Linked DNA regions of Mus musculus: all the other regions are linked to region 1. Evidence: chromatin loops called from intact Hi-C (ENCODE). Cell type or tissue: heart. All regions are shown on one strand.

Region 1 (4,000 bases):
GCCCAAAGGGCCCCGCCTCCCTGGGCAGATAGTGACTTGATGGAGCTAAAGCAGTGTAGCATCCCAGTGAGCCTTTCTGCTGTTTGGCTAGTGGAGGAAGATTGACACAAACCTTGGCTAGCCCTGTCTTCGTGGCCTCTAGAAAAGACTAGAGAAAAATCTGTTTGTCTTAGAAAGTGGATGGTCTAGCAGAGGGGAGAAAGGAGAGGGCTAGATCCTCTGGGACCAGTGTGCTTGTGTAGTGTACACAACACGACACCCAGGGATACCAGGCAAAGCTAACTCCTGGCATTCTCCCAAAGGATGGACAAGCTGAGATGTTCAAAGCAGGTCACCCTCCATAGAGGAAAAGCTCACGAGCCTGAGGTGGCTGTGAGTCGCGTCCTGCCCTGGCAGTCATGGTCATGTTCCAGGCTTGATGGCGCTTCAGTGTGACTCTTGTCTGCAGTTCACGTCAGTGGGCTCTCATTACTGTCTTCCTAAGTCCTGTTGACATTTGTAGGCAGAGAAGAAATCTGGATAAGGAAAATTCTTTTCTTGACATTGTTTAAAAGCATTACTAAAAAAAGAACAGACAGTATTTTCAGAGCTATGTGGAAGCAATGACGTTCGTGGTCAGTGTGGAAGCTCAGGTGGGTAGCTTGGTGAGCTGTTTCAGGCCACAGCCATTTGTGAGCAGCCTGGGATGTTCTGATATGGATACGAACACATTCATACTTCAGTGGCCACCTTTTTCTTCCCAAGACTGTCTTTTCTAGCATACAGCTTTTAGGATTTTTCTGGAAAAATTGCATTGTATTGGTTTGTGATGAGCTTAAGTTTCCAAAGAAATCCTACTGGATCCTCAAGACTGTTTCGTGTAAGGGGAAGAGTGGGTATCAGAAGCAAGCCATCTTTTTATCTTAGAAGTGGCAGGAGGTGGCTGTTCAGTCTACAGCTGACTTATCTGTGTATTTACAAACTGCAACTGAGGACAGCGAAGTGGCTTTGCTTGAAGTTACACAGAAAGTTAGTTCAGGAACAGCAAAGAAAAGCCCTGCCTCCTCATGCCTGGCTTGTCATCACAATGTGAGCTCTGTCCAGAAGAAGGGAATTCAGTCCTGTTGCTTTAAGAAATTTTGTGGGCCAGGCAGTGGTGGTACACCTTTAATCCCAGCAGATTAAAGGCAGAGGCAGGCAGATTTCTGTGAGTTTGAGGCCAGCCTGGCCTACAGAGAAAGTTCTAGGACAGCCAGAGCTACACAGAGAAACCCTGTCTTGAAAAAAAAATATTGTGAATATGTAAGACATTGAAGTGGCTTGTCAAGGTGGGCTCGTTATCCTGGATGAAGCATAATTTTAAAGAAATGTATTTGGAACACTCTAATTTTAACCTATGTTCTAATTCTAGCCCACAGAATTTTTGCTCAAAGTGCCCCCGCATACATTTTGTTCGAGCAGACCCTCAAGGCAGTTTTGTGGAAGTAGGAAAGACACATCTAAGTACAGCTGTTTTCCAGAAACAGAACTGAAGCTGGAAGCTGTGTGTGACCCAACCACACTGCTAGGAAGCTGCTGAGCGGGGCTCACGCCCAGGCGTGCAGGCCAAGCCCACGGCTTATCTCATTGCCCCACCATGCGTGTTGCTAAAATGATGTTTTAAAAAGCAGTCCCTTTTCCTCATCTTCTCCTGCAACGGCTACACTTTTCCTGCCCTGCCCGAGACAGTGCTGCCGTAGCCACACCATTTACCATATGTGGAGGGAATGGGCCTTCTCCTCCGCGCCTTCACTTCAGACCCAGTACTCTTTGCTTCCCCTTCAGATGTGAGGGGCTGCTGGGGTTATTGGCAGTGTCTCACTAGGCTGCCAGCGTTGAATAACCTTCATTTAAAACAAAAACAAACAAGGGAACAAGGGATAGGGAATTTAGCAAAGTTCTTGGCTCCCTTTTCTGGCTCTTCTTGAAACCCAGCATGCATTGTCAAGACGTGCTGCTTGTTTTCACACTGAACGCTAGGTGGCAGGGTGGCCACACCACTGGCTGTGGTCCCAGGGACAGGAATGAGGAGGCCTAGACCATCTGTGGCTTGGGGAGATTAGGCTAACCAACCTGGCTGATCTCTGCTTGACAGGGAACTGCCCGCAGTGAGTCTGAAACATATGCTTCCAAGATACTGCCTTTAAGTTTCCTTCTCCCTTTATTCCCTCAGCCCACTTGCAGTTTAATTTTTCTGCCCCATTGCATTCTGGTAGTAGAGGGCAGACACTGCCTGCCAGCAGCTGCCTCGAAGGGCAGATTGTGATGGGAGCACACAGTGGTGCTGGCACTCTTGCCTTGGCATGTCATTTGGGTCATGGGTGTCTGAAGGTAAGACCTTCCCTTGAGTTCATTAGATATTTCTCAGAGGGACAGCAGACTGAGCCTGAAGATCATAGTAAGCCATTACCCTACGATCACTCACTGTCCCCACTAACTCAGATACGCTGAAGATCACAAAAACAAGCAAACAAACCAAACAACAACAGAAGGCAGATTTTTGTTTTGCTGGCATGGCGCCATCTTGATTCTGCTGTGTAGCTAGACTGGCAGAGCTGCCGTAGGTGGGTGAGACATGGCTTCCAGTTTTTGTTCTTGTTTTCTTACCTAATAGTGTACTGGGGTCTGCTACCCTGGATGCCTCGCAGGCCACAGGCCGCAGGCCACAGTAAGCTAAATAAAGCACCAGTACAAGTTGTGTCCTTTCATGTTGTAGAGAGCATGAACTCCGGTTACAGAAATACTTCTCTGGATCTTTGGATTTTTTTTTTTTTTCTAAGAAAGAAGAAACACCATTAAAACAAAACATTGTGTACCAACTGAGGATAGCACCCTGACAGTACCCACCTTGAGACTTCAGTTAAAAAAAAAAAAAACAAGTCTGAATGTAGAAAATTGATCAAACAGAAAGATTTCGTTTTAATTACAAAGCATTCTTTCCTCACAGCTGAAACCACAATCAGATTTCATTAAACAGTGAGTAGTGAGTTCCTGATGTGGATTGTAAGTGACTCCATCGATGAGAATTAAAAAAAAAAAAAAATAGACTGTGTAAGTCGCAACTTTTCAGGAACTCACTTGTTGCGTAATACCAAGAACCAAGTGTCTTTGTACAAGAACCAAAATCACTTTGTACATATTCTTACATCACGACCTACCATTTCCCAACTGGGGAACCCAAAGCATTTTTTGGTTTTCAGCTAAGAGTCCTGATAAAATCCTAATTTTGCACATACAGCGTTGGTGACACTGAAGGGCCTCGTGAATGTGACCAAGGTGACTCGTCTACAGGATAGTTCTGTAGATGAAGGCCCAAGTGTTCTGCTGATTCAGTTGCCTAATGGACTTTCATTAAATTCAGCAATATGACTTTTGAGAATACCTCAAACAACGTACATAAAGCAGGCCAAGGATATTAATTGCAGGCTTTGAAGCTGGAAGAGGGTGGTGAGACCTTCTCCTTCCCTAAGAAAGAAATGTCATAAAAATTCCAAAGCAGAGATCAAATTTCCAGGGGGAGGGGCTTCTTTATTGTTTCCTCTAATAGCTGCTCTTGAGCCTTCTAGAGTGCTGTGTAGATTAGCCCTGGGCAGGGACTAAACAACAGCTTGGCTTTGCCCCACTCTAGTATTTTGCACCCATTTTGAATGATTAATTTATGATATTTTTGCTCTTGTCGGTCCTTTCTTTTATTCCACCTCCCTTCCCTCCCCCTGGAAGGTCTTTATCTTCACACTTTTCCAATTAATTGGTTTCCTTTGCCCTTGGAACCACAGTAAATGTGTAGTGGGTCTTTACGGGGGGGGGGGGGGCTTCATTCTGTGGATCATGCTTTAAAGTCTTGGGACTGGAGGGATGGTGAAAATGAGTCACAGCTTGTTTCTATATTTGCTTCTGTGTCAAGGGGTGTAGTTTTCTTACTACAATGTCTGCTCCATAGCTTACATTTTCAGGGAAACAAACCAGAATTCAGTCAGTTCCT
Region 2 (4,000 bases), 360 kb after region 1:
GTGTCCTTTCACCACTCTGTTGGCCGTAAGCCCCCTATCTCTTCAGATGATAGCAACTTGCCCCTGTCCTCTGTCATGCAGTGAACAGAGCGGCCTGGAGCTGCTGTATCTTAGGAAAAGCCCTGACTAGAACTCGGCCACTTGACTGACCTCCCTGATAGGCATGCCTAGTCTCTCTAGCTGTGTAGCAGGGTGCTGGGTCCTCCGACCCACTTTTTTCATGCATCCCCAAACTCAGGAATGCTGGAAGGTGTATGGGCATGTGCACAGGGCACCCTGCTGTAGGAAGCAACCCTCACCCACAGCTTCATTGCATGGCAATGTTTGCCCAAGTAAACGAGAGGTGCCAGGATTTACACCTGTTGTGCTTCCTAAGATGAGATCATTCTAGTCGCCTTTGGCTTCGACCTCTGACTCTGGCAGAGACGTATGTTTCCCTTTGACTTATATAACACCATCCCAAGCTCTTGGGACAAGCTCTGGTTTCAGACTGTCCCAGGTTGGCCGGTGAACAAGTGCTTGAGGCATCCACGGTGCTGCATCCTGCCAAGCAACAATTCCATTTCTGCAGCATCACCTGCTGCCCGTTCAGTGGTGCTTGTGTGAGTCTTGGAATATTTTCATTGCATTTTGACCTGAGTTCTTTCATAAGAATGAATGGAAATGGAAACTTGAAGTACTGATGTTGGTGATAAAAAAGGGCAGGTCTCACAAACCTAATGTAACTTAAACAAAGATGGAAGTCATTAGGCAACGCCAAGAGTGGGGAATAGTTAGCCTAACTCAGATGCTCTCTTGATTTAAGCCAGACAACTGTGTGTTCAATTGTGAAGGGGAAAGAATACACTGGGAAAGCCCACATGAAACTGTGGACATACACGGTCAAAGATTGTGTCTCCAAGGCAAGTGAAATTACTGTATTTGCTCAGTTTTAAGGCTGCACTGATTTAATAGAAATTTTGGGAGGCTTGGTGGAAAAGATACAAGAGATTGTGAATCAAAAAAAAAAAAAAAAAAAGCAATGGTAATGCTATTTTACTTCCAAGGAACAGAGTGTCCCCTTCAAGCATGCATACAGGCTGCTTGCTTACCTCCTTCTTGTTAGATGAGTGAACTTTCAAGAGAGCAGTGAATACAAGAAGATCAGGGTGCCTAGAGACACTGCCCCTGTGGGACTCAGCCCAGCTCCCTAACAAGGAACAAAGCCTCATGTTAATGTGCTGAAAGGAACAGTGCAGAGAAGTGCAGGAGAAGTGCAGAGACTACGAAGGTTTCACAGTCCCAGGTGACCAACAAGTAGACTAAGAGCAGGTATGGTGATAATGTAGTCCATTAATCTCAGCACTCTGGAGACAGACGGAGGAGAATGAGAATTTGAGGTCAGCCTGGGCTGCATAAAAACACTGTCTCACTGTTGGAGCAGTGGCTCAAGTTAAGAACACTGCTGCTCTTGCAAAGGACCTGGCTTGGGTAAGCTACCCCGTGGTAGCTTACAGCTGTTCATAACACCAATTCCCAAGAGTCCTCCTGCCCTCCACAGGGACTCCTGTGATGTGCATACATATAGACAGACAAACAGACACTCATAAAAGTTCAAAAAAAAAAAAAGACGATTCTGTCTCCAAAACTATTTAGGGCAGGAAAGAGGAGGAACCACATATCTAGCGGGACCTAACAGCCATTTTGAAGTTCTTAGACACTAAAGCCTTGCCTTTGCTCTCCAGAGGTCAACCCATTTGTTCTGAACCCCCCATTTTGTTACTCATGTCCTTCATAGGAGTCCTCTGACCCATTCTAATCTCTCCAGTCCCAACTCTGACAACAGTGCTCCCTACTTCCCCGAATGGTCCTTCACTCATCCTTTCACAAAGTAAATGCACTGTCCTCCAACCACAGACTTCTTGCCAAATTCCTCCTGTCCTTGGGCACAAACAACCCAGAAGTGCTCTCAGATCCAGAACATTGTTGGGGAGTGGGAGGGGTGAGTAGAAGGGCTATTCACCCTCCTGAGCCTATGATGGGATGTCTGGGCAGCTACTTCAAAAACACCAGGGCCTGAGACCTGTTCCAGGGATGCCACCCAGACGGGACACTGCTCAAAGCCGCCTCCAGTCCTGGGAACAAAGGTGAGGAACTCTTGACAGGGAAACTTAGCCCTACTTACTGGGTATGAATGATACCACTGGTCAGCCCTAGCTGAGAGGGGGTCTGGGCTCTGTTTTGTTCTTCTCTGTTCTAATCTTGATACTTTGACTACATTCTCATTCCCTGTGGCTTAGGCTGTAATGGTGAGAAGCAACAGTCTTAAAAACCTCAGAGGAGCCAGCTCAGAAGAGCACCTTTGGCCCACCTCCCTCAGTGCTATAACTAATGGGGGTACTTTTGCTACCACCTCCTGGTGAAACTGCTCTGGCACACATTAGGAATTCTGTCTCTAGGTCCTGTGGACTCTGAGCTTCTTGGGGCTGTGCCCAGAGTCCACTTGATAGAGAGCTGGGGTTTTGGTTTTTTTCCTGTGGGGCAAACTTCTCTGGTTAGGACACAACTGTCAGGGCATGGCTTGGCAGAGCTTCCATGCCAAATAGGGGTATGTGTATGTGTGTGTGTTCTTTTGTCTGATTTCCCAAATTCCAGGCAGGAAAGCAAGCTTTCTGTCTCTACACAGCTCCAGATCCCCCTACCAACATTTGCATTCCCCGGGTATGAAAGGAGTTGGTAGCAGGCCCCATGGAGGACAAGGCTGTAATTCAGCCAGGCCCCAGTGACATCCCAACCGTGAGAGTGCAGCTGGGGCAGCTTACGAACAGCGCCCGGGTCCCAGGGGGAAGTCAGCCCTGTTCTCCAGCCCACAAGCGCCTATTGTTCACTTTCTTGTTTTTCTCCAAATGTTTAGATGTGCTCAGAGCACAGAGAAGCCTGAAAGCAAGACCATTGGCCAGGGCAAGCCTGAAGCAGGGAAACCCACCGCTGGAACTCTGGGGCCCCACACTCCCTCCTCAGCTCTTCCTACTCCCCCTGCCATGCGCCGGACTCCGGATCCAGGGGTGGTCTCTTCCTGGCCAGGGCTGTTCAGAGAGCAGTAGGCTTGGATTGTTCAGCAAGTAAAGTATGGAATCCAGCTCAGACTGGCTTGCTTGACAGTCAGGCACAACTGTCCACATTAACTTGAGGCTGTCCAACGTGAGGGCTGGGAGAGTCTGGGCAAGTGCCTTTCTGATTCCCCGCCACTGACCAAAGCTGCTGAAGACAGGAAATAGTCACTGAGTGTCTGTCGGGGCCCCTCTCTGCATCAAGATTGTGACTCTGAGGTTTGACCTTCAGGGTTTGACAACTGGCCGCAGCAGCGCTTATTGCGTATGCAGACTCAGGCAACCTCTCAGCCTCTCTGAGCCTCAGTTTCCCTTCTTGGTAAAATTTACTTACTCTGTCTGTAGAGAGAGCTATGGGGACACTCAGACTCTATAGGCTATTCTTCCGGTTACCATTGGTTACCATGACCCAGTTTGGAAGTTGCCCCAGCGCTGGGAACAGTCACTTGTGAACCTTGATGTCCACTGTGAGTCAGCACAGCTATGCAGGAGCAGTAGCGCCAGAGGAATGAAGGATGGAGTGCCTCTCGATACCAGGGTATAGAGAACATGCTGGAAAGCCAGCCTTCTCCCCTCCCTCTCTCCTCTGCCCCAGATCCCTTTCTCTTGGGAGTTCATATTACCTGCCCTCCCCCAGGCCTGGGATTGCAAGCTTCCCTGCGTCTCCAGGCCCTAACAGACCCAGAGAAAACCCTCAACCTGGAAAATGCCCCTCCCCTACCATCCTGGCAGACATTACTGGTCAGGGCCCTGAACAGGGATGCAGGTGGGCAGAGGGAATTCCTACATCAAGGTGGGAATCTGGGTTTGGGATCCTCAGTAGAGTTATAAACATTGGTAATAGTGAAGCTTTTGCAATGAAGAGAGATGGACAGAGCAGGCAGGAGGTCCCTAGTAAGACCAGAGGGCTG
Region 3 (4,000 bases), 180 kb after region 1:
AAATTCTACCAGAAACAAAAATGGACATGTTGTTGTTAATGTCTGAGACAGGGTCTCAGTGTACAGTTCAGGCTTGCCTTAAATTCATGAACCTTCTGTTTGTTAAAGTCACCAAACCTGGCCTAAAGGGGAAAAAGATACAGGGTACCGACCTAACCAGGAAGATATTTACAATCGATACCCAGGGGCAAAGGGAAAATCAGTTTTCACCAGTGGAGTCTCGCTGGGTATAACAACCAACTCCAAAACAGACCCCATGTTCAAGGGTATTTGACCAACACAAAACTCTGTGGTTTTGTTTTTTGTATTTTTTTTTGAAAGAGAGAGAATATAAAGTTGAGTAGGTAGGGAGGTGGGGGAGGACCGGAGAGGAGCTGACGGAGAAGAAAATATAATCAAAATATAGTGTATGAAAAAAAGTTGTTTTAATTAAGGAAATGTTCCCCTGTCAGGAACACTTAACTATTATAAACATAAATGCATCTAAAAACTGAACCTCCAAAATAATATCTGAAACAAGAACAAGTTCAAAGGGAAAAGGCATCTATAGATTATCTATAGATAATTCAATAGTAAAATTAGGAGACTGCCATATCCCATTTTCAATTATGGATTGATCAGTTGAGCAGAATTTCATCAAAGAAGCAAAAGATTTGAAGAGAGCTGTGAACTTTTCAGTGTGCTCATCGGTCTCTCTAGACCACTTCCCGTGGGAGTGGCATACTCACTTTGAGTGGAGCACCCTCCAGTATGATCTGTATATGATCTGCATATGATCTGTCTATGGGGTTATAATACGGGTCTCAGCACATCTGAAAGACCTGAAATCTGAACAAACTTCTCCAGTTACAATGGAATCAAGTTAGTAACCAATAACAGGCAGAAATTTCAAAAATTCTGAATTGGGTACGGACTTGGAAATAAATAACAAAGCAAAAAATCAATCAGAATAGAAAATAGAAAATTGTGACCATTGAAATAGAATATATACTATACCAAAGCCTACATGACATAGTTGAAGTGGCATTCAAAGGAAAATCTATAGATTAAATGTATATAGCAACATTTATTGCATGTAAAGTACATCTTAATAAAACAAGTTCATTTTGAAAGATTAAAGATCAGCTTTACTGATTAAGTTTATATTCAAACACATGTGTATAGTCATCATATTTTTGCTGATTCCATTATATTGAGGAAAAATCACTGATACTTTCAAGTCACATATGATGTACACTAAAAAAATAAAACAAAACCCAGTGTGGCTAATAAGATATATGAACAAACCATACTCTTATAATAGTTATATGCATGTGAAAGTATTTAGGCAAGGATGAGCTAATGTTCACAATTTACTTTGAAGTGTAACAAATGCAGGTGAGTTGATAGATAACTAGGATGTAAATAAAAAAAGTGTTCATTATAAAGCAACATGATTGGACTATAGGTATTCATTAAAAACTTTCTCCATTTTGCTGTGTACTTAAATTTTCTAATAATGAAATATTGAGGAGAAAGCCGTGAGGAAAAGCTCCCCCTGACCATGTCCTATAACTTACTACACAAGGATCCCATTGGGCTGAGGAAACTCTGTTTTCCTTAAGGAGCACATTCTCTTCTAGATTATACTTTCATAATCCAATGTTATTAGAAGACACTTTGGAAACAACCACTAGAGAGATGCCATCAAAGAACGTAATAGTATTCTGTGGCAATATATGATCTCACAGCCTCAGGTGCAGAACTTCTAGGGGGTTTGTCCTAAAACCTAGGAAATCCCTATTTCATAGAGATTTAGGCCAGCTTACTTTCTATGACTAAATGTCTATGGGAGAAGTGACGTTGGCCAAATGGAAATAAATTAATAAAGCCAGGCTTACTGAGATACGGTCTATTTTCCACCCTGCCATTTCCAGCACTGTATACTTCTTGAGCCCGAGCCTCTCTGATGTGAAAAGACAACTTAGATGCCATTAAACTCCCTGCTGGCTCTTCTCTCATGCCTGTGGCATTGTTGCTGGAGCTTCTGTGTTCCATGGAGAGTGATTTTCCTAGTGACGAAGCAGATTCTAATCGGGGTCAGATCTAGAGACACACAGCAGCTGCCCCCGCCGCCTTTCCTGTAGTTTCTTCAACACAATGACAGGGAATTCCTACGGGAATCTCTGGGTATACTTCAGATCCCCCTCAACTTACTACCTCCTTGCAGACACAGACCTTCCTGTCTGAAGCATTTCCGGCCCTCCTGTCCCTTAGCTTGGAGGACTTTACTCAACCTGGGGAAGGGACAAGCCTTGAGGTTATTAATCTCTTGGATTACTTGATGCCAGGCCAAGCAGCTTTCCTCCTGGGCTTCCAATCATTTGAGGAACCCTTTTGCTAAGTCTTCAACAAGGAGGCAAAACCCTGGCATGCAAGATTATTGTCAGTCTCTTGGCAGAGCTAGAGGAAAGATGTGTTTGATTTAGCAATGGGTTTTATTAGCCCAGACTGCAAATGAAATGAGATAATAGGACCTGCATTGAAAGACATTTCGGAGTCCACAGGTTTCTCCCGAGCTCCTTAGTAGGACCACACATACAGATGAAAGGATCAGACATATCCTGCAAGCACATCCTGGCTCAAGTTATCAACAACTACAGAATCTTGCTGATCAATGGAAAGACTAAGAAAGAATTGAAAGGCTAGCAGGAAAACGTGGGTGAGTGTGCAAGGTGTCACTTCTGAGCTGGCTCTCGGTTGTTTCTTACCACCGTTTCCTCAGCTGAACACACTCCATTGTCATTGTCCGACAGAGAGCAGAAAGCCAGCCCAGCTAGCCACCTGCTCCTACGGGAAGAAAAGGTTTTCTGTACACTTTGACTCTGCCAAGCCCTTTACTCCGGCCCTCACCCTCAACCATTGTGAGCTCTAGGATGTGGGCGGGAAGAGGAAGAAGAGAAAAGAGGAAGGTGCTCATCACCAGGGTTAAAAGCAGCCTTCCGGGCATGGGAGCTGGGGAAGAGAAAGTGGGAGCGCTGGTGCCAGCCTGCCTCCGCGCATGGCTGCCTATTCAAACTTGCTTTCCTAGGCCACAAAGACAAAACTCACTGTTTCCTGAGACTGGGCTGTATTGCAGGAACTGATGGAGCCTGCCAGGACCAAATCTCTCCAAAAGCACCCTCCAGAATAGCCTTTACTCAAAACTCCAAGACCCTGCTCCCTATTGTGTACCCTGGCCAACCACAGAGGAGGGCCAGGCTGGGCTGCTCCAGATGATAGAACGCCTGTATCATAACATAGGGCACGGGCACTATTCCTGGAAGGTGTCCTCATCCTGGAGAAGGACTCCTGTGCCCAGCACTTTCCGTTCCATGGCTCCTTTTCCACTTTTAAGCCTCATAGAAGTAGGGTCAGGCCAGGAAAAACATATGATGCTATAGCAATCTGGAACCAATGGCTTGACTTTGGGTCCTGCCCAAGCGAAGTCTCTTGGCAGAGACTGGGAAGGTGGCCTGCTCTTTTCTATGGCATTTTCCAAGACCCCCGACTGGGGGAGAAACTACAGATAAGTTTTTTAAATAGATACAAGTCAGAGAAGGTCTGGCAGGTCATCACTTTATACATTTATTCTTTCCATCTTTTGCTCCAGAGAGGAACTTGTTTTATATCAAGAGCATTCTAGAAGACGTGGGAGCCAAAAGCAGCTGATTGTGATGGTGGCTGCCACCAAATGCTGTCGATTTGTCACCTCTAATCATGCTATGGAACAGCAGTGAGGGCTGGAGAGATGGCCCAGCAGTTAAGGGCACTGGCTGTTCTTCCAGAGGAACCATGTTTAGTTCCCATCACCCACACAGAAGCTTACAACTCCAGAAAGAATCCAATTTCCTCTTCTGGGCTCTGCAGGTACTAAGCACACCACAGTACATAAACATACATGCAGGCAAAACACCAATACATATAAAATAAAATAAAATAAAATAAAATAAAATTTAGTATGTGTAGTCACACACTCACA
Region 4 (4,000 bases), 230 kb after region 1:
ATCTCAATTTTAGACTTCTTTCCAAAAGTGTGAAAGAATATTTGTCTACTGAGTGAGAAATGATGTTGTTTGTGCCAATGTGTCACTGAAGTCCTAAGAAACCAGCCCACTGTGTCTGACCTGAGAGGTGACATGGCCAGAGAGGAAAAAAAAAATCAGGTTATGTTCAGATCTGTCCCTGAGTTTTCTACTGGTGTCCCAGGTAGACATTCCTAACCTTTGTGCTGTGGGGTCTGCCTCCACCTATATGCCCCCCATTCCCACCCGGAGTTTGTTTCTTACATCAGAGTAGGGCTTACTGTTCTCTGAGGTTGCTATTCAGCAGGGAGGAGGACGACCAGTCAGACCTGCATAGCGTTTGAAAGGATGGTAATGATAATGGTCACATTATAGAATCCTTAGCGTGTGCTAGGTACATCACAGACGTTATCTCATGCAGTTCTGAGTGAGAAGAGTCCTCTGAGGTTTCTAGTATTGCCGATGTGTAAACTGAGGCCATGAGATGTCAGGTCGCCTAGTCAAGATCACTTGGTGACCTTCAACCCAGGTCTTCCCGTGTTCAATTTGTAGCATTATAAAAGGCTCAAGCCCCAAAGAATGGTGGGCCAACATCCCACAGTGACTAGCTGCCGGATAGGAACTGTTTTCCTTAGTTTCTGAATCTTGGCAGCAAAGGCACTAGAGTTTCCCCTTGGCAGGGAGGATTTTGCATATGGACTGAATGAAATTAAGAATGCCGAGATGGGAGGCTGAGGTGATAGCTCAGTGGGTAATAGCACTTGCTCTGCAAGCATGAGGACCTGAGTTTAGATCACCAACAGCCATGTTAAAAGCCACATATACCTCTCACTCCAGGACTAGGGATGGTCAGAGACAGGAAGATCATTGGCTTGCTAGCCATTAGTCTGGCCAAAACGCTGCAAACTCCAGGGTCAACAAGAGACTGACTCACAGTAATAAGGCAGAGAGCACCATAGTAGGAGAACTGACTTCCTCCTGTGCCCTCTACATATTCATGAAGTCTGCACATACACCTGTACACACATGTGTACCTACTTGCATGCGTATACCCCCCACTATACAAATAAATGAATCAGTGCTGAGATGAGATGGCCTGATCAGATGCTGCAAAACATCTACTTTCACAGGGAGCAACTGGAACTGGCTAACTTCCTCATCGCCGCAAGGCTCGGAGGTCCTTTCTCTTTTCCCAGGCATCTGGGGAAAAGGATGAATTCTCTAGGCAAGTGACCTCCCTGGTGTGAGAAATTTTTGTGTTCACTGCTGTGTCTGCCCCCTGCTTTTCCAACAACAGAGGACAAGTGTCTACAAAGCTGTCACGCAGTGACAGGAGCAGAGAGGAGGACCTGGGCTGGTCTGGGCACACTGACACTCTTTGGAGTCTCTTCTTTGCAGGTTTGCACTCTGGTGGGCACATCTTCAGAGTCTTGGGAGACGGCTCAGGTCTCCTTGCTATGGCTGAGGCTGGGGCGAGGCCAACATTGCAGCTTCTCTCCACTCCAGGGAGACAAATGCAGCCTGCCAGAATTTCCTCCCACACAGACCTCTGTAGGAGATAAAGGCAGAGAGGGAACTGCCACGGGACAGCCACATGATAAATTCCCTTGGGCCTCCTCCTGTGTTCATTGTTCTGCCCTGGTTGTTTTGAGTACAGTCAAAAGGAAGAGCCCTGTGCTATCAGACTGAGGAAGGAGGATGCTCTCCTATTGCCCTTGGCCACCCTCATTTTAAATGTGAGGAAACCAAAGGGCAATGTGCAGCCTAACCCCACCTGCCCCAGAGGAGCAGTCAGCCAGCCTTCCAGGGAAGCCGCAACCCCTCTCCAGACCAACAGCAGCACACTGGTGGCTCAGCCCTTGTCCTTTGACTCAACCCTGGGGACTGACAGATGAAACTGTTTGGGGTAGGAGCTAGAAATAGATTTTGGAGGGGCCCCATTACTTGTTGTTCATGCCCCAGGGCTGAGAACTGAACCTGTAAGGCCACAACTGTTAGGAAGGGACATCCTGCCTAACACTGGCTGGCTGCCTGCTTCTCAACTCAGAGCAGCTCAAGTTCCTGGGAACTGTAGTCAACTTTAGGGATCTGGGCTGTGTCCCAGGTTCAAGTTCAAGCATGGAGAACAGGATGCCGCCTCAGCCACCATGGCTGGATTTCTTCGAGGAAGTAGAGCAGAAAGCCTTGGCTTTCCTTAAGCTGTGTGCTCCCGAGGACACAAGTGCCAAATGGAGTGTTCTTCTTGAATTGCAGACTCAAGCAGATGTCCACCCTGTTCAAGGCTCGGGCTCTGACTGGACAGGTGTCTGGCTGCCATGGCCCGGGTCACCTTTGTCTGAGCTAGAAGGCCATGTCTGAGCCATCAAAGGGGTCTCAATGGGAGAAGACAGACATCAATGTGCTTCCTCAACCAGAAAGGTGATTTCAATTTGGCTGGAGCAGCCCAACCAAACAAGCAGGATCCTGTCGACTGAAAGATAGGGCTGCTGGAAGATCACACAGCAACAAAAAATGGGAACCATTATCAGACTTGTCCCAGCCCGGAGGGGCAGGGCCTTTGAAGCCACAGACAGGCTGAACAGAACTTTCTACCTGGGAGATGTTGGAGATGGGAGGTCAGGCTGCACCAGCCCACACCCCCATCACTCCCCCCCCCCCCAAAAAAAAACCCTGATCAAAGCCTGCTGCAGAAAGGAGGGGCATACAGCTGCAACCAGCTCCCCCCTCACGGGGCCGCCCAGGGCCTTCTGAAAGCAAGTGGACTGCTTTTGCAGGGGCCTGTGGGAAAACCCAACACAGATACAGTGTACAGCAGAGCCCCGGAGCACTGCTGCGAGAAGGAAAATAAACCCCTCAGTGGTCCTGAAAAGAAAGGCAGGAATCAAAGCACAGAAAGTGCAGCGACCACCCACCTGATGCGCGCCTACCTTTCGGAAACAAATAACTCCTGGCTTCCAGGGCCTGTTTCAAAGAACAAACAGACTGAACACTTGGCCTCAAAGCTTTGTGCACTGGGGGATTTGTGGGATGCCGAGGCCCCTCCTAAGCATCCAAGGCTTGAATTGAAGCAGTGCCTATTCAAGGGCTTCCTTGCATGTGCTCTGTGCTCCTCCCTGGGAACCTGAAAGGCAAGAACTCTCAGGAAGGGAAGGGGTCCTATGTAGATACTGCTAACTCAGTTCCTCAGACTAGATGGTTGCCTATCTATCTGCTGGGAAACGTTCTAGCTGTATTGTCTAGGCTGGTTTGGGGTAATGAGACCATCTGTGAGCAGGCCATATATTGGTTAGTTGTAAGGATCTTGTCCCCTCAGGCTCTGTGAGAGCCTCTGTACCCCCTGCTTAGGCTTGCCCCTCCTCCTCCTGCCTGAAGCCTCCCTTCTTCTTCGTGGAGCCTGCAGTTTGATCTTTTTCTGAAGTGGGCACAACAAAGCAAAGCCACTTTCAACGGACTTTCTCCTGCTCAAAAGAATACAAGAGCTCTTTGCTTTCTCACTCTTGGGACTGGGCTTGAAGGGAGGGTAGAATGGGGATATGACTTGGGGGCCCTGGAATTGCTACATGGAGGAGGAGAAGGCACTGGGAGTGATGGGCTGAGTATTTGGGAGAAACTGAGATGAGAACAGCCTAGACTCAACCAAGTGGTGGTATTGCTATCAAAATGGGTTCGAGGCTAGACAGAGGGCTTCCAGGAGGAGGAGCAAAAGGGTCTTTTCACCCCTATTCCTCTGCGCCAGATGGTAAAGAGAGAGCAGCCAGAAACCACCGCTACTCGCTAAATTTGGCTCTTTATGTCACTTGACCTGGTGAGGTGAGTGAGGTCATCTTCCTTTTACAACAGGTGACAGAACATTTGAGGTGACAAGATTCTCCAGCAACACACGTGGCACTATAGACTGAGCTCAAGCAGCGTGACAAAATCAAGTGTCACCAATGGGAGTGACTTATCACACCCAGGCCTCTTCTTCCACAGGGTGGGGGAG
Region 5 (4,000 bases), 520 kb after region 1:
GTAAATATCTGTGTCTTCCGAGGGTCCTTTGACAAACCCCCCGGGGGCGCGACCCACATGTTGAGAACCACCGGCTTAGGCCGGTCTTCAGTTGGTCCTGAGCCTGCCAGCCTGATTGTCTTCCCTTTGCCCATAGCCCAAGCCATACAGAATTGCACAGAGGGGGCTCTGAGGGCCCATCTTCTCAGTCTGGTTCACACCTATGGTTTTGGTTCCTACCGCACACACCCTGACAGTTCTACTCAGAATAACTTTCAGTAAACACACAAAAGGATTCCATTACAGGGCTTAAGGAAACACCATTATACATACTCCTGTGCTGAAGGTTCAAAACACCTGTGAATAACTCCTAGGCCCCAATCCAGATTAAAACCTATTCAGTCGCTTGGTAGTCCTCTTGCAAGGACCCGTTCCTGCATGACCTACGTACCCAGTAAGACGACCAATTTCATGATGGGCCTGACACTCATGGGTCCTCAGGATTCAGAAGGGAAGGGTGCAGCCACAAAGACTGAGAGTTGCAGAAGCCCAGTGATGACAGCATGTAGGTGGGCTAGCCAGGAAGAGGCACCTTCACTGGAAACAAAGGGGGAAATCAAGAAAGCTTCTTAGTGGGGGCTGACAGAGGAAAAGAATATTCTAGAACCTGAAAACTACAAATGCTAGAACAACCCCGATGTGTAAACTAGGCAAAGAGGAGGAGCCGTGGGGTCTTCTGTCCCTCGGATGACATCAGAATGATTGAGAAACTGGAAATGAGCTGATCACATATAGCACTGGAGCAGCTAGTCCTTGACCCTGGGTTGGTACGGCCCGAGGGCATCTACTGGAATACCACCTTGTCTCGGACCCTGCCACTGGGCTGCCAGGCAACAACAGCCTGGTGATCACTCTGACCTACTTCAACCACCCATGACTTTTAAGCTCTTTGAATATAGGGCAAAAAGAACTAGGAGGCGACTGGGACAAATCCAATCACTGACCGAAGCGCTGGCCCTGCCTACTAATGGCTAACTGATGGCATTTCCAAACACCCCAGGGAACGTGCCAGGGCCTCGAGTTTTCTTCCCGTTCTTAGAAATTCCTCCCCACGCCCATGGCATTACGGTTTCCAAATCCCAGGCCCGCCGCGGGGCTCGGTGGCCGGACCCCTGGCCGCGCCCGGAGCGGCCAGGAGCTGGTTAAGGGCGCCAAGATGGCCGGCTTGTTTTGCTCGCCGAGGCATCACGCGGAGGCTGCCCTTTGCCTCCGGGGCCGCGGTCAAGGTTCCGCCGCCCTCTCTGGCAGGCTGCCCCGGCCGGCCCGAGCGAGCCTCCTCCCCTGCGCCCTGGAGCCTCGCGAACCTTCGAGACCGGGGCGCGGCAGAGCGACAGCGCGGCCAGCCCGGAGCTTCGGGGCCGCTGCTGGCCCTTCGGCATCTCGGAGCGTCTGTCGCCCGGGCGAGCAGACTGCGGCCGCCCCGCCGGTCTTCCCCAGCCGGCCTTTCACGCCGCTCAAGCAGCCGAGGTCGTTCGATGGGCGTGGCAACACTGCCCTCCACTGGCCAGTGTGCCGAATGGCACACGCGGGGCCATCCTAACTGCCCTGGACCACCGGGCACTGAGACCCTTTCTACAGGGTTCTCAAAAGCGTACACCACACTTCCCTAGGCGTCTTCCCATCTGTTGGTCGGACTCCAACTCAGAGTTTGTATTTTATGGCATTCCAGGGTGAATGTTGCTGCTGTTGGCCGCTGGTCCTGAATCTACCAGCTCAGCCCACTTACTTAGGCCAGGGTTCTATCATCCACTCCAGTATACAGTATGCAGACAGAGCACAGAGGACCCTGATGGAGCTCTCAACCATATGGCACTTAGCGGGATAATTTCACAAATCTAAGATGACACTTGAGAAAGTTTTAAATCTTAAGTGTACGGCTGTTTGCCTATATGTATTTCTATGTACCGTGTGCCTGCAGTGCACTTTGAGGCCAGAAGAGGACTTTTTAAATCCCCTGAACTGGAATTACAGATGGCTGTAAGCTTGTAAGGTTGTAAGCACGTGAGTGCTGGGAATTGAACCTGGGTTTTCTGGAAGAGTAGCCAATGACCTTTACTGCTTATCCGTCTCTCCAGCCCCTTGAAAAAGTTTTAATTCACTTATAAAATATATATGCATATATGTATATGTGTGTATATATTTTATATAGTTATTTAAATCAGGGCAGTTTTCAAGACTGGATTCCCTCCTTCTAACATGTGGATTCTGTAGATTCTAACCAAACTCAGATCATCAGGCCTGTGAATCACCTTCACCAAACTGAACCATCTCACCAGGCCCAGTTTGGAAAAGTTTCCATGTTCTTATAGAGGAAAATATTAAGGCACTGAAAGAAGACATAAATAGGGAACTACAAACAGTCCCCAGTTTATCATAATTTCACCTGTAAGGTGAAACATAAATAATATACATTCAGTAGAAACCACAGTTGAATTTTTAATTCTGGGTTTTCCCCCGGACTAGCAATAAACACAGTATTCTTCTGCGGGAAGTTCCTACAGTCGTGAGTGGGAAGCAGACAGTGGTCTATAGTGTACTGCATGGCACAGTGGTGACGTCTGGTACGTTACGGAAGCAGGTGTACTCTCCACGCTACCTGGCCTTTTCAGTTCATTGAAGGGATTGTTGGGACAGGGCTTCACTGCGAATCAAGGAGCATGTGTGATTTATACTGGGCTGTGTGGAAGCTGTCACAAAAGGCCTTTCTGTGGAAATTCTAAAGAGGGGTCTAGAAGAAGGGAGCAGGAAGGTCCTGGAGAGAACCCAAGAAAGCGCTGGGTGTGGTGAGCAGAGGGGACCAGAGCATTGCCACCCATCCAAAGGCTGAAGGACAAAGCTATGGGAACAGAAGAGAGACCAATGGGCAAGGTCCAGACATCTGGTACCCAGGACCTCCCTCTTAAGAAGAGACCCTGGGACCCAAGATCTTAGCCACACCCAGAATGCTACCTCACCTTTAGGAACCCTAGCCAGGTACTCCTGGGCTTCTCACTGACTGAGTCCGATTTGTTTCAGCCCTTCCTTGAAGCCTGAGGGAGAATCATATTTGATATAACCAGATGCGTTGGGCAGTTGTAAGAAGACAGCGTGCCATCTTCCCACCCATGCAGTTCATGTTTTGTCTGGGGCCAATTTCTTCTGTGAACATTGTTAAGGGCCTGTTGTATGCTTGGGGCTGATGTCACAATTCCAACATGTGAGGAGGACCTCAAAGGATGCGTGCAAGCTCATGCTAGCTTTGCCCTGCCGCTCCAAGCACTTTGGAGAGCAGATAGGGGGACACGCTATCTTTCCCTGAGTCTCGGTTCTCACCCCTCCTATTTATTCCCCTCCCTAATGACTCTAGGGTTGGCCGGGTTAGCACACAGCAACCACAAATGTTGTTGTCAGGATGCTTGTTGCCTGTAGGGTGCCCATGCCAAGCTGAAGATGAGGATGGGACAGACAGCCTCTGCCTGTCTACTGCTCAGGCTTCTGTGGAGAACATTCTCTATTGGTCCCTGCACCCTGCATAACCCTTTCTTCATCAGAAGAATGGGGGAATCAGGATAACTAAGCTCAGCCTCCCAGCACTCAGTCTGGGATAAAGAAGACAGGAAAGTTTATCTAGGGCCCCCATACCACTCCAGTGTTATGTCTTGGGGGGCGGGGGGGGGGGAGTCCATGGATTCCAGGCCCATTGAGCCAGGGAGAGGAACACATAAGAACAACAACAACAACAAAGAAACAAAGTAAGTCACTTTCCAATTCAAAACCAGTTCTGGGTTATCTCCAGCAGCAAGTAACTTAATCTCTCTGAGCCTCAGTTGCCTCATCTGGGAAATGGGGAGAGCACAGCATTCTGCCTCGTCGGAAGATTCTGAAGATTAATAATGATCACTTCTCGGGTGCTGACTCGGTGCCAGGCACTAAGGGCTTCTCATGAGGTCATGTGTGGAAGTACTGGCCTCTGGCAAGCCGG
Region 6 (4,000 bases), 250 kb before region 1:
TGTGGATTGAAGTTACAGATTTTGAGCACATACTGTGTGCCAGGCATGCTGTATGCCAGGCAAACAACAGCGGTCAAAACTAACATGGGTGTTACCATTAAAGACCTTAAAATTATTAAATGTTCAACAGAGTTTTTTGGATGCCCGATGCCTTGATGTCGGTAAAAAGAAAACCCCAGGGAAATGGTCAGTAAAGTGCTTGCTGTGTAGTCCTAAGGATCCTAATGATACCTGCAGCACTCACAGGACAAGGTGGGTGTAGTAACCTGCGATCATAATCTCAGCTCGGGGGAGACTGAGACAGGGAAGTTCATGGGCATTGCTGGCCAGCTAGCCTAGCCACATTTATTAGGTCTGGGCCAAATGAGAGACCTTTGTCTTAAAAACCAAAGTGGATCACCCGAGGGATGTCTGAGATTGACCTATGGCCTCTACATACATGCATGTATAATCACAAGAGAGGGAGATAGATAGACAGAGAAGATGTGCTTCAGTCACTATCTCCTGGGTAGGCCAAGGAACTGAAAGTTCTTCAAAGAGAAAGATAGAATCATATTTACCTTAGACACATTAATATATTAATATTTTTGGATATATGTCTTTTATCCAAGGGGAAAACAAGACTTTCATGCTTTGCTCCTTCAACAGTTGAATTATGACTTTCTCCCTGACCGTTGAAGTATGAAATCAGGGAGGGAGATGGTTCTGGGGAAGTCGCTCAACATGCAAGCATGAAGAGCTGGGTTCTTATCCTCTAATCTCATGTAGAAACTGGACGTGGTGGTGTGCTCTGGTAACCTCAGTGCTGGGAGATGAAGACAGGGGGATCCTGGGAGCTCGCTGGCCAGCCATTTCAGCCAAAACAGTGAGCTTTAGGTTTGCTGAGACCTACCTCAAAAGTGAGGCAGTATGACTGAGGCAAGGGACCGGAGAGTCAACCTCTAGCTTCCCATAGGCATCTGGGTGGCTCTCACCCATGTACACTCATGTACACACATGCATATACTACATATACACACGAAATAAAAATGTAAAAATTAGTAAATAACAATGAGAAGAAAATAAGATAAAACTGGCTTCTAGGTAAGAGTTAGGAGGAGTAAGTGGAATCAAGCTACACCAGAATATCTAGACTTTGTGCTGATTAAATGACAATATTCAAAGCAAGGTGGTGGTAGTTGAAATAAGCAAGATTGAATTTTGTATTCTAAAATCATAAAAATGTTTAGATTGTTTCTCTAGTGCCATTTAATAAGTCTTCTGGCATCCAGCCATCCTAGGAGTACCCCACATTGGCACGGACCTTTTTCTTTAATTTTTTGGACATTTGGCTTTTTTTTTTTTTTCTATTGACTTCATGAGTAAGTTCCAACTTATTTTCTCATTGCTGCCAGGATTTCTTGATATTGAAGGAAACATGGCTGAAGAGAAAATGTGGACCAATCATTTACGTTGATGGATTTTGACCATGCTTTAGGTCTCCTGAAATTATGCGAAGTGTTAAGTATATTCTTAGGAGTGTATTTTGGGAAGAGAATCCATAGCCTTCATAAACTTCTCTATGGCTTTCATGGACAAATAAGGACAAAAGTCGTGGGGTTCTGCATGGCCTTGGGGTTTGGAGGTACATTTTTGGGGACCCTTTAGTTTTAGGATGTTCTATTTGGAAGTAAGGACTATCTGAAGTCAGGAAAATGGTTATTTTTTCCGGAAACAAAACAGGAAGGGAACACTAGACAAAGGAGAAATAGACACCTGGAACATTAAATCCCAAATCTCTGATTTTTATCACATTAAAACAGTGGGTCAAGGCACCCGATGCCAAGCCCGGCTGCCTGAATTCATTCTCTGGGACTGGGTAGTGAAAGGAGAGAACCAGCTGCCACAAGCCGTGCTCTGATCTCCAGGATGATCAAGTAGTTAACTTGTTAAACTTTGTCAGCTTGTTTGTTTAAGTTCTTTATTTTGATAGAATATTTTTGATCAGTGATCTGTTTTGGGAGGATAGCCTGATTTGGGAGTTGGAAACTAGCGTGGATAATGTGGCAAGACATGGTCCTAGACAAACAAACAAACAAACCCAGTGTCACACGGAGTAATCATCAATCAGAAGAAGGGATAAGAACTTTAAATACCTTAAATAACTCTAAATTGTGCAACATCAGGAACTTTACTGCTTTCTAAGCAATTACTGTTGCTGTCATTGTCATTATTTATCATCATCATCATCACCACCACCACCACCACCACCATCATAGATAACATCCACATTGTATATTCCCATGACTGGATATATGATGTCAATCATACATAATAAAAACTGCCCACAGATGTAAAGGAAGGGAAAACTCAATCAGACGAACCTTTTGTTTATGACAGGGATTTGGATACAGTTTCTTTTTTTATTATTCTAATTTTTAAATATTTATTTGATGTGTATGAGTGTTTTGCCTGCATGTCTATTTGTGTGCCATGTTAGTGCATTGCCCACAGTGGCCAGAAGGGGCATCAGACTCCTCCCACTGGAGTTAAAGATGCTTGTGAGCTGCTATCTGGGCTCTGGGACTCAAACTTGCAATCCTTTGTCTTCCTAACCACTGAGCTGTCTCTCCAGCCCCTTGAAAAGGGTTTCATACCAGATATGTCACTTTTATTCATGGATGAATGGCAATATAAATGTCTCTTTTGTTGTGATAAAACTCTTAACAATGAAGCTGCACAAGGACAGGGACAATCTCTGTTCTGTGACCATATGTCCTCGGTTCCCATTCTAGTGTGTGACTAAGGAAAACATTTCATTAAGTCTTTATTTTCCTCAGTGTTTTTCTTTGGCTTCCTTTTAGCTTTTAAAAAAATAGTTGTTTTTACGTTCTACAGATTTGCTGAAAGTCAAATCAGTGATTTAGCCACTAGAAATGACGGTTAAAATGGGGCCTTTTTTGGAATGATGTTGTTTTGTTTGAAGCAAATGACTCAGGAGACAAGATTTAATTCAACGTAGGACTATTTAGACTTGTGGTGTTTATGTTAGTCTGTTCTCTGTTGCTATAACAGAACACCTGAGATGGAGTGATTTATAAAGGAAATTTAGTTTTCCTTTGATTTTGGAGGCTGGGATGTGCAAATGCATGGTGCCTGTATTGTTTTGACTTTTGGTGACGGCCTTAGGGAGCTTTAGCTATCATGGTGGGAAGCAGAAAGACAACTGGGTTTGTGTAAAGAGAAAATAAAGGGGCTCAGCTTCTGTAGTGGCTAACCTATTCCCACAAAATACATCAATCTGTTCACTAGAGCATGGCTGACATGGTCTAGAACTTACCATGCTCTGCTTTCTAACAGTTACACATTTAGAGGGAAAAGCCTCAACATAAATTCATACACTTCAAATTATTGTAGGTATGTGTGTGTGTGTGTGTGGGGGGGGAGGTATTGAAAAATATGTAATCTTACAGACAAAGGTTCTCCCCTCCTCTCTTCTCTCTTCCTCCCTCCCTTGTCCTTTCCTCTCTCTTCCCCTCCCCTGTCTTTTCCTCTTTCTCTTCCCCTCCCATGTCCTTTCCTCTTCCTTCTCCTCCCCCTACCCTCTCTTTCTCTCTCTGGGTATTGAAACTCAAGCCTTATGTGCTTGAGGTAACTAATCTGTCAAAGAGCAATACCCCAACTCAGCTATGTTTTCAGTAAGGTATTCATTTAACTCACCCCACCCACACTGTCACACCCTCCAAGCCTCATGAAATTTCAGTGTTTTCTATGCTGGCCTAGAACCCATGGGCTCAAATGGTTTTTTTCACATTAGCTTCCCAATAAGCCGGGGTTACAGGTTTGTACTACTGCCCCTGGAGAAGAGTGCTTCTCAAGTAGTTTATTGAGTCTGGTACAGCAATGTGGGTCTGTAGTTCCTGGCACTTGGGAGTCTATTACAAGAAGGTTGTATGAGGCCAGGGTCTCAGGACCAGTCTGGGCAATATAGTGCGATCCACCTGAAGGTAAATAAGTAAAC
Region 7 (4,000 bases), 500 kb after region 1:
AGAGAGGGGGAAAAAAATCACTTTCCAGGGGCTCCCTGATCCTGGCTGTCTGTCTCAGGATCCTCCTGCCTCAGCCTCCTCCAGCAACTCTTGCGCCACAACTGGCCTACCACCTCCCTTGATGGGAACTACTGACTTCCTATACAGTCTATGTTAACCTCCATCTTCCCTTTCCAGCCCTGCAGTCAAATCCAGGTGCAGACTGCCCTTTCCCATCCTGGTGGCTCCTCTGCAGGCAGGCAGTGCTTCCTCATACCGGTTCAGGGGTGTACTGAGGCTAGGACCTTGACTAGGTTAATGCCTATGAGACCAATACCTATGAGCCCTTGACACAGTCAATGTAAGCCAGCAAGTGCAGCATGGGCTATGTACTTTATCAGTAGCACCCTGACCATCCCCCAAAGGAAGTTCATAGTGGGAAGACTGGATGATCCTGTCACAGCTCCCTACAGTAGCCAAGGTCACACAGGTCAGCAAGGATACCCTGGACCTGCTCTCTGCAGGCTCCTTTGCTAAAAAAAAAAAAAAAAATAAATAAAATAAATAAAAATAAAAAATACCTCCGCCCCACCCAAGCTGAGTGACCTTAAGGCATCAACATCCAGAGTTATGGGTTTAGCTTTAAAGATGAAAGACCAGCCACCTCGTTGCCCCAAGGAGTGTCAGACCAAGGAAAAACCTATAGACAAATCATTTCTTGAAAAACGGGGTTTATTGATTTTTAAACTGCAAATAGTCGTTACAAAAAGTTTTTTTTTTCTTTTAAATAAATTCACACAAAGAAAGAGAAATAGAAAGCGACGGTAGTGACCAGCAAGAGGAATAATAATTACATTCATCTTTATGTGTGTGCGCCAGTTGTTTATGTCAACATTGGAAAACTCCAACCTGGAATCCAGAACCACAAATCTGCGAGCGGAATGTCTTGAGATGGGCACATGGAATTCAAAGGGTTTTTCTCTTTTTTTGTTTTCCCTTTTAGAAGCTATACATAAAATGGTGGTTTTCCTTCTGTACTGTCACAGAACTTATACATACATTCTCAGTCCTACCTGTGAAAGGCCTAAGGAGAAAGAAACTCAATTTGCAGTCCAACACAAAGGGGAGAATTTCTAAAATAAATAATCCAACAGTTTTTTGCATTTTTTTAAATTAATTTTTCATTTTTTTAAAATAAAATAACCAAAAAAAGTGTAAAGTTACAAAAATGTTGTTGAAGAATAATATATTAAAACTGTGGAAAAAAGGAAAGACACGTCACAAAATTTTAAGATTAATATGAAGATCATAATTTAACATAAAAGAATATATTCTATGGATTTGTCATCCCGATAAATATGAACAAAATTAACAAAAAAAGCATAGTTTGGCAATAAATACGTTTTGATAAGTTAAATAAGCTTTTTTATATTGATGTGCAGTGATAAGCAACATTTTTGCTCTCCAATTTCTGAAAGTTAGATGAAGTTTAAACCCAGGGAAAAAAGCATTGTGTGGGGGCTCTAAGGTAGACCTAAGGTATTCTAGAGCAAAATCCATTAAAGCTACTTCTACAGGAAATCGTTTTACACAGATATTGTATGTGGAATGCAGACCATTAACTGCTCACCCCTTACATGTTTTTTTTTGTTGTTTTTAGCTTTTCTCTCATTTGTTGTCATTTTTAAGATGTCACATATGAATTGGGGAACTTTAGCACCAAAATCAAGTCTCTCATAGTCCATCTAGTTTCCCCTTCCTCCCCACTTAAAAAAAAAAGAAAAGAAAGAAAGAAATTAAATCACGAAGTCCCACTTATGTCAAAACCTTCGTCCAACTTGTTCAACCTTTGTCCCTGGAGACCTACACAAACCCAGGCAAGATTAGTCAACAGGGGTTCGGGCTGGGAAGTAAAAGGTTTTGAAAGTCAAAATAGACCCCTCCCCCCAAAAAAACCCCAAGTCCAGCAACAACTCTCTGAGGGAGGTGAGTAACTATAAGGAAGAGGAAGAGTGTGCGGGAGACCGAAAGAAAGGTGCACTTGTGTGGCCAGCTGGGGGAGCTGCTGGTTGCGGGTCACCCCACCCCCACCCCCAACCCCACGGGCAGAGGCTCTGGGAGGCCCACGGGTGCCCCCTGGCGTTGAAGAGGTAATGTAGTCACAGTGACAAAGTTAGATTACAAGGCACTAAGTTGCTTCTGTAAACGGTTACTGCTTTTTTTCTTTTGTGATTTGGCACTTAAGGCTTAAGCCGGGGGGGGTGGGGGGGGGTAAAAAAAGGCATCTACTGACAAAAGATGGAACTCTGTTATGCGTGGTTAAGTGGGCTATGAAATGGAGGGAGAGGGTTTCAAGCCAGAAGCTACCAACAAATTGACTTGTCCTTATGTGGGGGGAGGGTAACATACCAAGGTTGTTCTGGGAAAGGGGCTGAGCTTAAATGTATCAATGTGGGGTTTGAGGGAAAGTTAGGGGGTGGGGAGGTGAAGGGAAGAGATGGGGTGGAGAGGTGAAGGAGGCATGGGGGGGGGTCCCTCCCTACCCTGGCTTAGTCATCTGAGATGGAGAGTCTGCTGAAAATGGGCAGGCGTCTTGAGTTGTCCAAGGTAGGGGAGTCTGAGCCACTGTGGCTGGAGCTGGAGCTGCTCAGATAGCCCTCGTGGTCCGAGAGAGAATCCTGAGGGCTGGGGGGAGAGTCAAACATGTGAGGGGATTCGGACATGGGCCGGAAGAGGAAAGTGGTGGGGGAGCCTCCCCCAGGCAGCCCCATGCTAGGAGCAAAGAGGCTCGCCAGCTCCTGGCTGGAAAAGGCGAAGGGGTTATTGGTGCCATCGGGCAGAGTAGGTGAGCCCAAGAGGTCATCGGCGCTCAGGATAGGGGGTGGGGTGATGGATGTGGGGCTGTCCAGCAGCCCCGTGGCAGCGGCGGTGGCAGCGGCACTGGGAAACCCAGCAAAGCTAAAGCTATGCTGGAGGCGGGGACGGTCAGCGGAGAGGTCTCGGCCCCCCGCCAGGGCGCGTCGCTCCTCGGCGTTATGAATGAAGTGGCAGCGGGGCCCGTACGGGCAAAAGCCGATGGTGTGGAAGGTGCGGCACAGCTCCGTCTTGTACTTGGGGTGGCGGGTCAGGCTGCGGAGCTCGTGGATGCCATGCGCGAACTGGCACTTGTCCCCGTACTTACAGGCACCGTTTTCTTCGAAGGGACGGCACAGCTCCGTCTTGTAGCGGCTGGAGTTGACCTGGCCGCTCCCAGGCTGCTTCTGGGTGGGCAGCAGCCGCTCGCCCCCTTCGGAGAAAGAGCGGTCTCGAAAGCGGCTGTCGCGTGAGCTCAGGGACGGGGCCGGCTCACCCTTAAGGCTGCTGAGAAGCTGGTTCTGATGGAACTTGGAGCTGGGCAGAGTGACCGAGTGCCTGCGAGGGAAGCCCCCGCCAGCAGGGGTGCCCACTGCCTTCCTGTCCAGCAGGCAGCCCCCAGCGCTGGGAGTGCTGTAGTTGAGCATCTTGTTACCCTGGGAGGGGAGGGAAAGAAAGGGACGGATGAGTGACTGAGGACATCCACGAGGCCAGGGCATGGTGTCCACAAAGGACAGCACCTCTCCATCTGATAGGCCAGTCTCTCTAAAAGGAGCCACCTGGATTTATTTTGGCACTGCTCATAAGAAACCGCAAAATCCTGCCGTGTGTGGAAGAAAAAGTTATGTATTCATCCCGCCCCGTGCTGACCCGATATGTAGCTTCCTCCTGTCCCTAAAGCTAATTTTCCCCCCTCTAAAATCCGGGCCCCGTTTATACATTCCTCAACTCAGAGAGCCTTTCACACAAGACAGTCCCTTTTCATTTCCCTCCCCCTAAAAGAATCAGGTAAACCTAGTTTAGAAGTTTGGAAGGATGAGCCAAATCCTCTCTCAATCAGTCCCTGCTTACCCGCCCCCCCCCCCCCGCCACCCCCACCCCCACAAAATCTGGCCCCACACTCTCCACCATTTCCTCTTCCACAAGTGTGCCCTTCCTTTGGCAACAG

The links. Peaks named below come from ENCODE experiments on the same cell type or tissue, not always from the same donor. Only the 100,000 strongest peaks of a DNase experiment are listed, where the experiment ranks them.
Region 2: a loop joins it to region 1, with 3 times the contacts of the local background. A loop is called at or near these places in 12 of 42 quality-filtered maps.
Region 3: a loop joins it to region 1, with 2.4 times the contacts of the local background. A loop is called at or near these places in 3 of 42 quality-filtered maps.
Region 4: a loop joins it to region 1, with 2.6 times the contacts of the local background. A loop is called at or near these places in 7 of 42 quality-filtered maps.
Region 5: it touches region 1 in a loop (5-fold over the local background); 40 of 42 quality-filtered maps call a loop at or near these places.
Region 6: a loop joins it to region 1, with 3 times the contacts of the local background. A loop is called at or near these places in 26 of 42 quality-filtered maps.
Region 7: a loop joins it to region 1, with 6 times the contacts of the local background. A loop is called at or near these places in 20 of 42 quality-filtered maps.

Annotation. Positions count from the first base shown.
Region 1 is chr12:79,610,873-79,614,872 of GRCm38, forward strand. The region is part of intron 7 of Rad51b (RAD51 paralog B); the gene reads left to right. Among named protein-coding and RNA genes, the nearest start is that of Gm36048, 190 kb to the right of the region's middle. In heart, a CTCF peak has its summit at 1,995; DNase peaks (open chromatin) are centred at 1,649 and 1,999; H3K27ac peaks cover 3,622 bases.
Region 2 is chr12:79,967,585-79,971,584 of GRCm38, forward strand. No RefSeq gene overlaps it. Among named protein-coding and RNA genes, the nearest start is that of 4933435C09Rik, 33 kb to the left of the region's middle. RefSeq lists an enhancer at 1,046-4,000. In heart, a CTCF peak has its summit at 2,401 (motif pointing left); DNase peaks (open chromatin) are centred at 97, 477, 2,547, 2,857 and 3 weaker places; H3K4me3 peaks cover 361 bases; H3K27ac peaks cover 3,665 bases.
Region 3 is chr12:79,794,289-79,798,288 of GRCm38, forward strand. All of the region lies in intron 9 of Rad51b (RAD51 paralog B), which reads left to right. All of the region lies in intron 1 of Gm36048 (a long non-coding RNA gene), which reads right to left. Among named protein-coding and RNA genes, the nearest start is that of Gm36048, 2.6 kb to the right of the region's middle. RefSeq lists an enhancer at 1,506-4,000. In heart, no CTCF peak of the experiment used is centred here; DNase peaks (open chromatin) are centred at 2,153 and 2,943; H3K27ac peaks cover 1,564 bases.
Region 4 is chr12:79,836,766-79,840,765 of GRCm38, forward strand. It overlaps a transcript of Rad51b not described here. Among named protein-coding and RNA genes, the nearest start is that of Gm3596, 6.9 kb to the left of the region's middle. In heart, no CTCF peak of the experiment used is centred here; a DNase peak (open chromatin) is centred at 1,626; H3K27ac peaks cover 3,571 bases.
Region 5 is chr12:80,131,384-80,135,383 of GRCm38, forward strand. It overlaps 2310015A10Rik (RIKEN cDNA 2310015A10 gene), which reads right to left and starts at 1,461. Exons shown (of 3, transcript NR_033514.1): 1 at 1,344-1,461; 2 at 431-576. In heart, a CTCF peak has its summit at 1,570 (motif pointing left); DNase peaks (open chromatin) are centred at 96 and 1,358; H3K4me3 peaks cover 1,476 bases; H3K27ac peaks cover 2,286 bases.
Region 6 is chr12:79,359,893-79,363,892 of GRCm38, forward strand. The region is part of intron 7 of Rad51b (RAD51 paralog B); the gene reads left to right. Among named protein-coding and RNA genes, the nearest start is that of Rad51b, 65 kb to the left of the region's middle. In heart, a CTCF peak has its summit at 2,496; no DNase peak of the experiment used is centred here.
Region 7 is chr12:80,107,061-80,111,060 of GRCm38, forward strand. Zfp36l1 (zinc finger protein 36, C3H type-like 1) reads right to left here. Exons shown (of 2, transcript NM_007564.5): 2 at 700-3,488. The coding sequence ends at 2,529. Among named protein-coding and RNA genes, the nearest start is that of Zfp36l1, 4.0 kb to the right of the region's middle. In heart, CTCF peaks have their summits at 2,007 (motif pointing right) and 3,401; DNase peaks (open chromatin) are centred at 263, 2,061, 2,751 and 3,431; H3K4me3 peaks cover 2,047 bases; H3K27ac peaks cover 2,029 bases.